Regions from separate parts of the Homo sapiens genome. Here region 1 is linked to region 2. Evidence: chromatin contacts called from ENCODE Hi-C or POLR2A ChIA-PET data. All regions are on one chromosome and are shown on one strand. The core of a region is the stretch at or near the end of the contact, and the rest is flanking DNA. Distances in the headings are between cores, read along the strand shown. Region 1 has its middle 42 kb from the start of RDUR. Region 2 overlaps NXPE3 (neurexophilin and PC-esterase domain family member 3).

Region 1 (3,892 bases), core at 1,113-3,612, 89 kb before region 2:
CAGGCAAGAAAGACTGTATTCAATACTTATTGCCATAGGAGTCAAGTCTATTGCAATAGGGGAGAATGGTTAAACTTGAAAACAAAAAGAGGGAGAATTTTTAAGCACTGGAGTGAGCAAATAGAAAAGTACTAGAGGACATTAGCGCTGGCCAGTGGGAGTAGGCCATCTGTGTTTGCTAGCTGGTGCTTGTTCATGTATTAAAGCTAGGCTCCTATGGTCCCACAGAGACTGGGAAATAGGGGAGCTGTCTTTCTTGATAATTACATTGCAAAGTGGCGGCTCCCAGGTCCTTGTGAAAGACATTCCTGGGTTATAAAACTTGCAAGAGGTTGGGAGAAGATTGACCTCTCAGAGGGCCAAAGAATTTACAATTACAAGCTTTCTACAGTAAATATTCTTCCTTCTGAACTACAGTTCTATGAAAAAGGGGGGAAAAAAGAAAGGAAAAATGAAGTACATGCTCTAAGAAAAAGAGAGCTCAAGGGCCTATACTCGGGAAGAAGCCTGTCTAAAATTTAGTCAAGCTGAGGGGAACTTTAAGACCATCTTGATCATATACCCAGCTTGGCAGGGTCTGCCTTCATGTATCAGTGAGGAGATTGCCATCTAAAGCATGTCTTCTCTGGAAGCACCTGTCTAAAACTAGTTGCCTACCTCCATTTGCAATAACCTGACTTTCATGGGTCTGGACATTCCCCTCATTTGAGTCATTCTCCTGTGTTAGACAACAAAGTTGAGTGCACGGTTTGTAGGAGACCATAGTTAATAACATTGGTGTGATCTGGGGGCAGGAATGAAGGACCTACCTGCATCTCTTATTAGCCTTTCTGTCAGGGAAAGACCTCAGCAAAATTTTGATGTAGACAAAGGCTTTCCAATCTTTCCTTCCTTTTCAGCTCTTCTTGTTTCAGACACCGTATGCCCTCAGCCTCTCCCCTCTCCTTTCGTTTTCTCCCAGAAACTAGCTTCTGAATCTTATACTAAAATGGAACAAACTGGCTAATAGCCTAAAATAAGCCAAAATGTTTGTATATTACTAAAATCTTAAACTTGGTGAAATCTTTTGTTTGGGCCAGCAGTGAGTTAAAATGTTACAGGACCTCACCCTTAATGCTGAAACTGCCCCCTTCTAGCAAACAGTTGTCACATTGAAAGACAGGACAGGAAAGCATCGAGGGAGACCCCAACCTGCCAAGGACAAACCTGGATAGCTGGGGAATGGCCCCATGCCACAGCAGGGAAAGCAGGCACTAAGGTGAATGCCTGGAAATGAGGGATGACAGGGATTCTGGAGGCCCTTGAAGAAGGATTCTAAAAGAATATGTCTAACCAAAGCTGGGAAATGAAGATCAGTGTCTTCTCCCTGTAACTTTTGTCTTGAATGAGTTCTAGAGATGAAAGAATATGAGACCCTAAAAAACAACCCTTCTGTTCACCTTTACCCCTCAAGTACTGTCTCAGGCCTTTCCTTCTGGTCTCAAAGCTCTTTTAGGAGATGGAGTTCCCCATACAGTCCAAATAATATGTCAATTGCTTCTATATCACTACTCCTCTCAATAATTCATTTTAATACGTATAGCCAAGACACAGTTATATGAGTTAATATATGTAAGACAGGAAAAGGGTTGCTGGTATATAATAAGGTATATGCTATATGCATATTAGCTATGATTTTTATCATTATTATGCCACAGCCCTGATTGTGAGGGATATTTGTCAAAGCCAGAGTAGAAAGATACCCCAGTTATAGCTGCTAGGTCAGCACCATAAAAGAGAGGAACCCAGTACATATCCATAAAGGAAGATGCAATCATCCTGTTCTTTATAATGACTTAAGATAGCAGGATGGATAATATCTTTCCAGAGACAGACTTCCCCAAGGATGCCAGTCTTGCTGCCTTGTATCAGTCAACTGAACCTATTCTTACTTGGGGTTACCTCTGCCCAGCACCACAGATACATGTAGGATCTGAATGTGGAAGATCTCCAGCTCTGGTAATATTCCTCTGAGATATTTCTTGTAAGAAATTCATCTGTAAAGCAAATATAAGGGAAAGTCCTGTGATACTTGAAGGATCGTCTCTCTTGACTCCTGTCAGCATCCTTCAAAGTGACCAGCTAGATTGATTTCATAACACCCAGTCCCAGCAACAGCAGTTCTGCTTCCGGGGGAAGGCCAACTTCCAAAAATCACAATAGAACCGTTGATGTAGGGTAATTTAGTGCTAAACGGACCCAGCAGGGTGGGTTTTTTTTTTCTTAAAAGGGAAGAGTGCAGTAAAGATAGTTTGGTTTGGGGCCTGACCTAAATCTTTCACTTCCTCTTACAGGAGAGAAGCAGATGTTAACTACAGGGTTGGGGAGGGAATGGGGAAGAAGAAGAGAACAAAATAAAATTGTGGTTCAAATTATTGTTAACACGTCAGTCTGATGATGCTCATTCTCTCATGTAAGCATTTAGAAATTCAACACAGAGACCATCTTCATTTTTGTTCATAAATTATTTATGCCTACTTCACCTTTTCTTTAAAGGCACAAATAAAATAAAATAAAAGTGAAGCCAGCAAAAGACAAGCCATCTTTTCAACACATGGTGCTGCAATAATTAGATATACAGAAAGACAAAGATGAATCCAAACCCTTATCTCACATCATACACAAAAAATTAATTCAAAACGAATCAACATTCATTGGAATTTATCAAATTTTTTTAAGTTTTGCACTTCAAAAGATACCATTAACAAAATAAAAAGGTAAATCACATACTGGGAGAAAAATACTTGTAAGTCATGTATCTGGTAAGGGACTTGTATCCAGAATATATAAAGAACTCTTACAATTTAATAGTAAGAAGAAAACTCAATTTTTAAAGTGGGCAAAACATTTGAATAAACATTTTACTAAAGAAGATATCTGAATGACCAATAAGCACAAGAAAAGATGCTTAACATCATTTGTTACTAGGGAAATGCAAATTCTTTTTTTTTTCTTTTTTTTGAGACAGGGTCTTACTCTGTCACCCAGACTGTAGTGCAGTGACACAATCACGGCTCACTCCAGCCTCAACTGGAGTCAAACGATCCTGCCACCTCAGCCTCCTGAGTAGCTGGAACCACAGGTGTGTGCCACCTTGCCTGGCTAATTTTTGTATTTTTTGTAGAGACAGGGTTTCACCACATTGCCCAGGCTGGTCTCAAGCTCCTGAGCTCAAATGATCTGCCTGCCTCAGCCACCCAAGATGCTAGGATTACATGCATGAGCTACTGTACCCAGCTGGGAAATGCAAGTTAAAGCCAAGGTAAGATACCACTGCACACCCATTAAAATGGCTATAATCCAAAAGGCAGGCAATAGCAAGTGTTGGTACAGACATAGAGAAACTGGAACCTTCATACATCGTTGCAGGATATGTAAAATGGTACAGCTACTTTGGAAAACAGTTTAAAAGTTAAACATAAATTAACCATAAGATCCAGCAATTCTTCTTCTAGGTATCTACTCAAGAGAAATAAAAATGTGCATCCACACAAAAACTTGTATGTGAATGCTCATAGAAGATTACTCATAATAGCTGATATGGTTTGGCTCTGTGTCCCTTCTCAAATCTCATGTCGAATTGTAATCCCACAGGTCAGGAGAGGGACCTGGTGGGAGGTAATTAGATCATGGGAGCAGATTTTCCCCATGCTGTTCTCATGATAGTGAGTGAGTTCTCATGAGAGCTGATGGTTTAAAAGTGTGGCACTCCCCACCTTAACTTTTTCCTGCCACCATGTAAGACATGCCTTACTTCCCTTTTGCTTTCCGCCATGATTGTAAGTTTCCTGAGGCCTCCCCAGCCATGTGGTACTGTGAGTCAATTAAACCTCTTTTCTTTATAAATTACCCA
Region 2 (3,895 bases), core at 1,117-3,616:
AAAAAAAAAAAAAATTAACTACTGCAGGCAAACCAAAGCATCAAGACATCATTGGCCATACCTCCTAAACATGGTTAAGGGGCAGTAGGGAAAATGCTAGATGAAGAGTCACGGGACCTACTCTAAGTCTGACTCCACATTTCCAACTCTTGAGACTTCAGAAATCATTTAAATTTTCATCTTATTCCCTAACTATACCCTCAGAGTCTAACAAAGAAGGACTCAAAACGATGACACAATAAGTGAAATCTCTGGACTTTGGTCACATCATCTATAAAATGGGTCAACTACTAGTTATTTTGAAGGGTTATTGTGAAAATTCAATACTGTAATAGTGTGAATAGTAAAGCGCATGCTAGGGTCCTGGAAACATCCTATATGTTCTAAATGTTCAATAACTTGATCTAGATGGTAGTTATTTTATTAGTTTTCTATTGCTGTGTAACACATCACCACAAACTTAGTAGCTTAAAAACAAGAGACATTTATTAACCCACAGACCTGCAGGTCAGGAGTTTGGGACATCGCATAACTCTGTTCTCTCCTCAGAGTCTCACAAGTTGAATCAGGCTATTATCAGGGCTGTGTTCTCTGGAGAAAAGCCTTCAAAAAGGTCATTCAAGGCCGGGCGCGTGGCTCACGCATGTAATCCCAGCACTTTGGGAGGGCAAGGTGGGTAGATCGCTTGAGCTCAGGAGTTCGAGACCAGCCTGGCCAACACAGTGAAAACCCCGTCTCTACTAAAAACAGAAAAATTAGCCAGGTGTGGCTGTAATCCCAGGTACTTGGGAGGCTGAGGCACGAGAATCGCTTGAACACAGGAGGCAGAGGTTTGCAGTGAGCCAGGATCGCACCACTGCACTCCAGCCTGGGCAACAGAGCAAGACTCTGTCTCAAAAACAAACAAACAAAAAAAAACAACAAAAAAAGTTCATTCAAGTTGCTGCCAGAATTCAGTTACTTGTGGTTGTAAGACTGAGTTTCCCATTTCCTTGATGGTTATCAGCCAGGAGATGCTCTCCAGCTACTAGAAGTTGCCTATATTCCTAGCCATGTGGCCCCCTTCATCTTTAAAACCAACAACAAAGAATCTCCCTCACATGGAATCCTTCTTACACTTTGAATTTCTTCAGGAAGAACATGGCCCCTGTTAAGGGCTTATCTGATCTAAGGTCAGGTCTACCTAGGATAATGCCACTCTCTTAAAGTCAACTTTGTCATATAACATAATCAAATCATAGGAATTATATACCATCATATTTACATGTCGCTGCCACAACTCAAGGGGAAGGAGATTATGTAAGAGCATAGATCACTGGAAGTCATCTTAGTATTCAACCTGCCATAGCTACAAAGATACACACAAATGTAAAACTTCATTGTTCTTATCTATACTGTTGCTATTAGATCAAGTCTTATTCTAAACTCTCAGTAAGTTCCCCCAAAAAATATAACCTCAAGTTGTTGATGAGGTCAGAATCTGTCAAGGTCCCTGAGCCACTCAGCTGTGATAATCTGGGGACTACATTACAGGTACTAATGAAAACTCAGCAGTAATTCTGGCACTGGGAAAACCTGACATAAACCAGATGCTTGCTCTTAAAAAGGTAGTCAGCTAGAACTAAAAACTGTTTTTCCTTGCTTTTGACTGGAATTATGCCCACAAGTAGCAGTAGCACTGCCAATCTCAGGCAATCTAAATATGAATCTTAACAATAGTTTTACCTTGTAAGAATATTAATTAGCTAATACATAAATACAATTTCACAGGGAAAAAACTTCAAAATATAGGATTCATAAGTGAAATAAAAGTAGAAATACTGTAAACCCCTTCTAAGGCTAAGGCAAAGAAAATACAAGACAAGCCTCAAATATCTTGTGGTGCCAGAAACTAAGGAAGTGCTCAAAACAAACAAAAGGATGACAGCACACAGGATGACAAAAGGGCACAAAGAAGCCAAACTGAAAGTGTTCCCCAACTGCCAAAACTGGAACAATTTGAGCAAAAATAAAAGCAAATAAAATAATGATTGAATTGGATTGGATTATAATTTTTTTTCCTTCATTCCAAGGAATGAAATTTTCATGAGTCTACACTGATATAAATACTTAAAATGAAGAAGGGACAACTCTTCTTTGCAAAAGAATTCCAACTAATAAATGTTGAAAGAATGAGAGACATTAAAAGTCACAATTAGAATTCCACAGAAATCATTGCCACAGGCAAGATCTGATGAACCTTGATGAATGCTAAAATTAGTTGGTGAAAGTTTAAGCAGAAACAGAATGTTTGCATAGAATGAAGCAAAAGAAGGAAAAAAAATTATGAGCCCTTGATTTAGGGTCTTTGAATGCCCCCTGCTGGTCCACAGAGTGAAATTCAATGAAGTTCTGCCAAGCTGGGTTCCTTCCATAGTCCATAAATCAATTGCCCTTCTCTTTTCTTTCCAGTTATATACCTGTTACAACAAGATGGTTTTCCTATTCAAAACCAGGATATTCTGCTCCTACTAATTCATAGTTACTTTCTTCCTCTAAAAATATATCAAAAGGCTCACTAATTACCAAATCTATCTTCCCTCTAACCAGAAGAGTACATCATAAACCCACAGCCACTTCCTGGCTAATCCTCAAGACTTGTCAGGTACAGGTAAACTTTCCAAAGTTCCTCCCACTGACCATCCCTGGGACACCTAGGGACATCACAATAAGGGCAAGCCAGTCGAGTCTGTGAGAAGAAGGACAGATCCAGTAGTGGGAGACAGGGCCTCCTGAAGATGTCGGACATGGAGAGTGTTTAGAGCGCAGTACTACTGAAGGACACCTTGTCTACTGACATCTTGACCTCAGGGTTGAGGCCCAAACAGATAAAAGATAAATGTCTCATATATATATATATATATATATATATATATATATATATCCTCTAAAATTAGTAATTCATTTGGTTCAAGTAAATCAAAAACAGCTCTTCATCAGGAAAAGACTGGGAATTCTTGTGGCATATGATACTAGAGACAAGAGATATAAACTGGCAGTGCCCTGGCTGCATATGGGCCAAACAGATTTTATTTAGCCCATACAATATTTTCAAAGTCTTGAATTGGATGTCAATGTTCTAAAATATGGAGATATCACAGTTAAAAAATCAAAGTTTCTGGTTTCTCTTGGAAAAACAAATCTACGGAGCTGGGCATACAGGGTTTGTTTCTACATGGTAACAAAGCAGCAGAAACTGAAAAGAGGCTGCCCCTTGAGATGGTCCTTGCTCTTCAGTTCCTTCCCCACCACTCATACAAGGCTTGTGGCTAATATCCACTCTGCTTGATCCACAGGTATTAAATATCAAGCCCCTGCAGCAAAAGGGTTTGCCAACATCTGCAGAGTGCAGTACTATTAGTTAATATACTTTTAAAAGCTAGAAGGACCTTGCCCGCCATCTGCATAAGCCTCACTAGTAACATTCATCCCTTCTTTCTAAAAATCACGATAGCTAATTATATCTATTCTGCAAAATTTACATTTACTGCTCTGAATTTTGTTCTTTTACTATTAATATTCTACACCAATAAATCAGAGTCACCCGAAAAGTTTGTTAAAACTTTCTTGCTCAGCCCCACCAGCCAGGGTTTCTGTTTCAGTCATCTGAGATAGGACCTGAGAATTTGCAATTCTATCAGGTTGCCTGGTAATGCTGATGCCACTGATCCACAGACCACACTTTGAGAAGAGCTGCTATTCTCCAACCCAATGTTATTTTAAACATTTCCATGATAATTTTACCCATATCTCTAGAGCAGCAATGTCCAACACAACTTTTTGTGATGATTTAAACATTTCCATGATAATTTTACCCATATCTCTAGAGCAGCAATGTCCAACACAACTTTTTGAG

What was found. Hi-C counts contacts between places; a loop is a spot of excess contacts on that map. ChIA-PET counts read pairs that join two places held with the same protein, here RNA polymerase II (POLR2A). Pooled maps may share reads with other maps.
Region 1: a loop to region 2 is called in a pooled map, with 2.4 times the contacts of the local background. The contact joins two enhancer-like sites. A Hi-C loop is called at or near these places in 1 of 168 maps with a recorded cell type or tissue (B cell), 2 of 37 single-sample maps with no recorded cell type and 6 of 50 pooled maps. POLR2A ChIA-PET finds 5 or more read pairs at or near these places in 1 of 52 experiments (activated CD4-positive, alpha-beta T cell).

What each region holds. Positions count from the first base shown.
Region 1 is chr3:101,897,326-101,901,217 of GRCh38, reverse strand. No RefSeq gene overlaps it. Among named protein-coding and RNA genes, the nearest start is that of RDUR, 42 kb to the left of the region's middle. Within about 2 kb of position 2,362, at least 3 of the 41 ENCODE cell types and tissues checked have a DNase peak (open chromatin) inside an H3K27ac peak, as active enhancers do.
Region 2 is chr3:101,807,847-101,811,741 of GRCh38, reverse strand. All of the region lies in intron 6 of NXPE3 (neurexophilin and PC-esterase domain family member 3), which reads right to left. Among named protein-coding and RNA genes, the nearest start is that of NXPE3, 31 kb to the right of the region's middle. Within about 2 kb of position 2,366, at least 5 of the 41 ENCODE cell types and tissues checked have a DNase peak (open chromatin) inside an H3K27ac peak, as active enhancers do.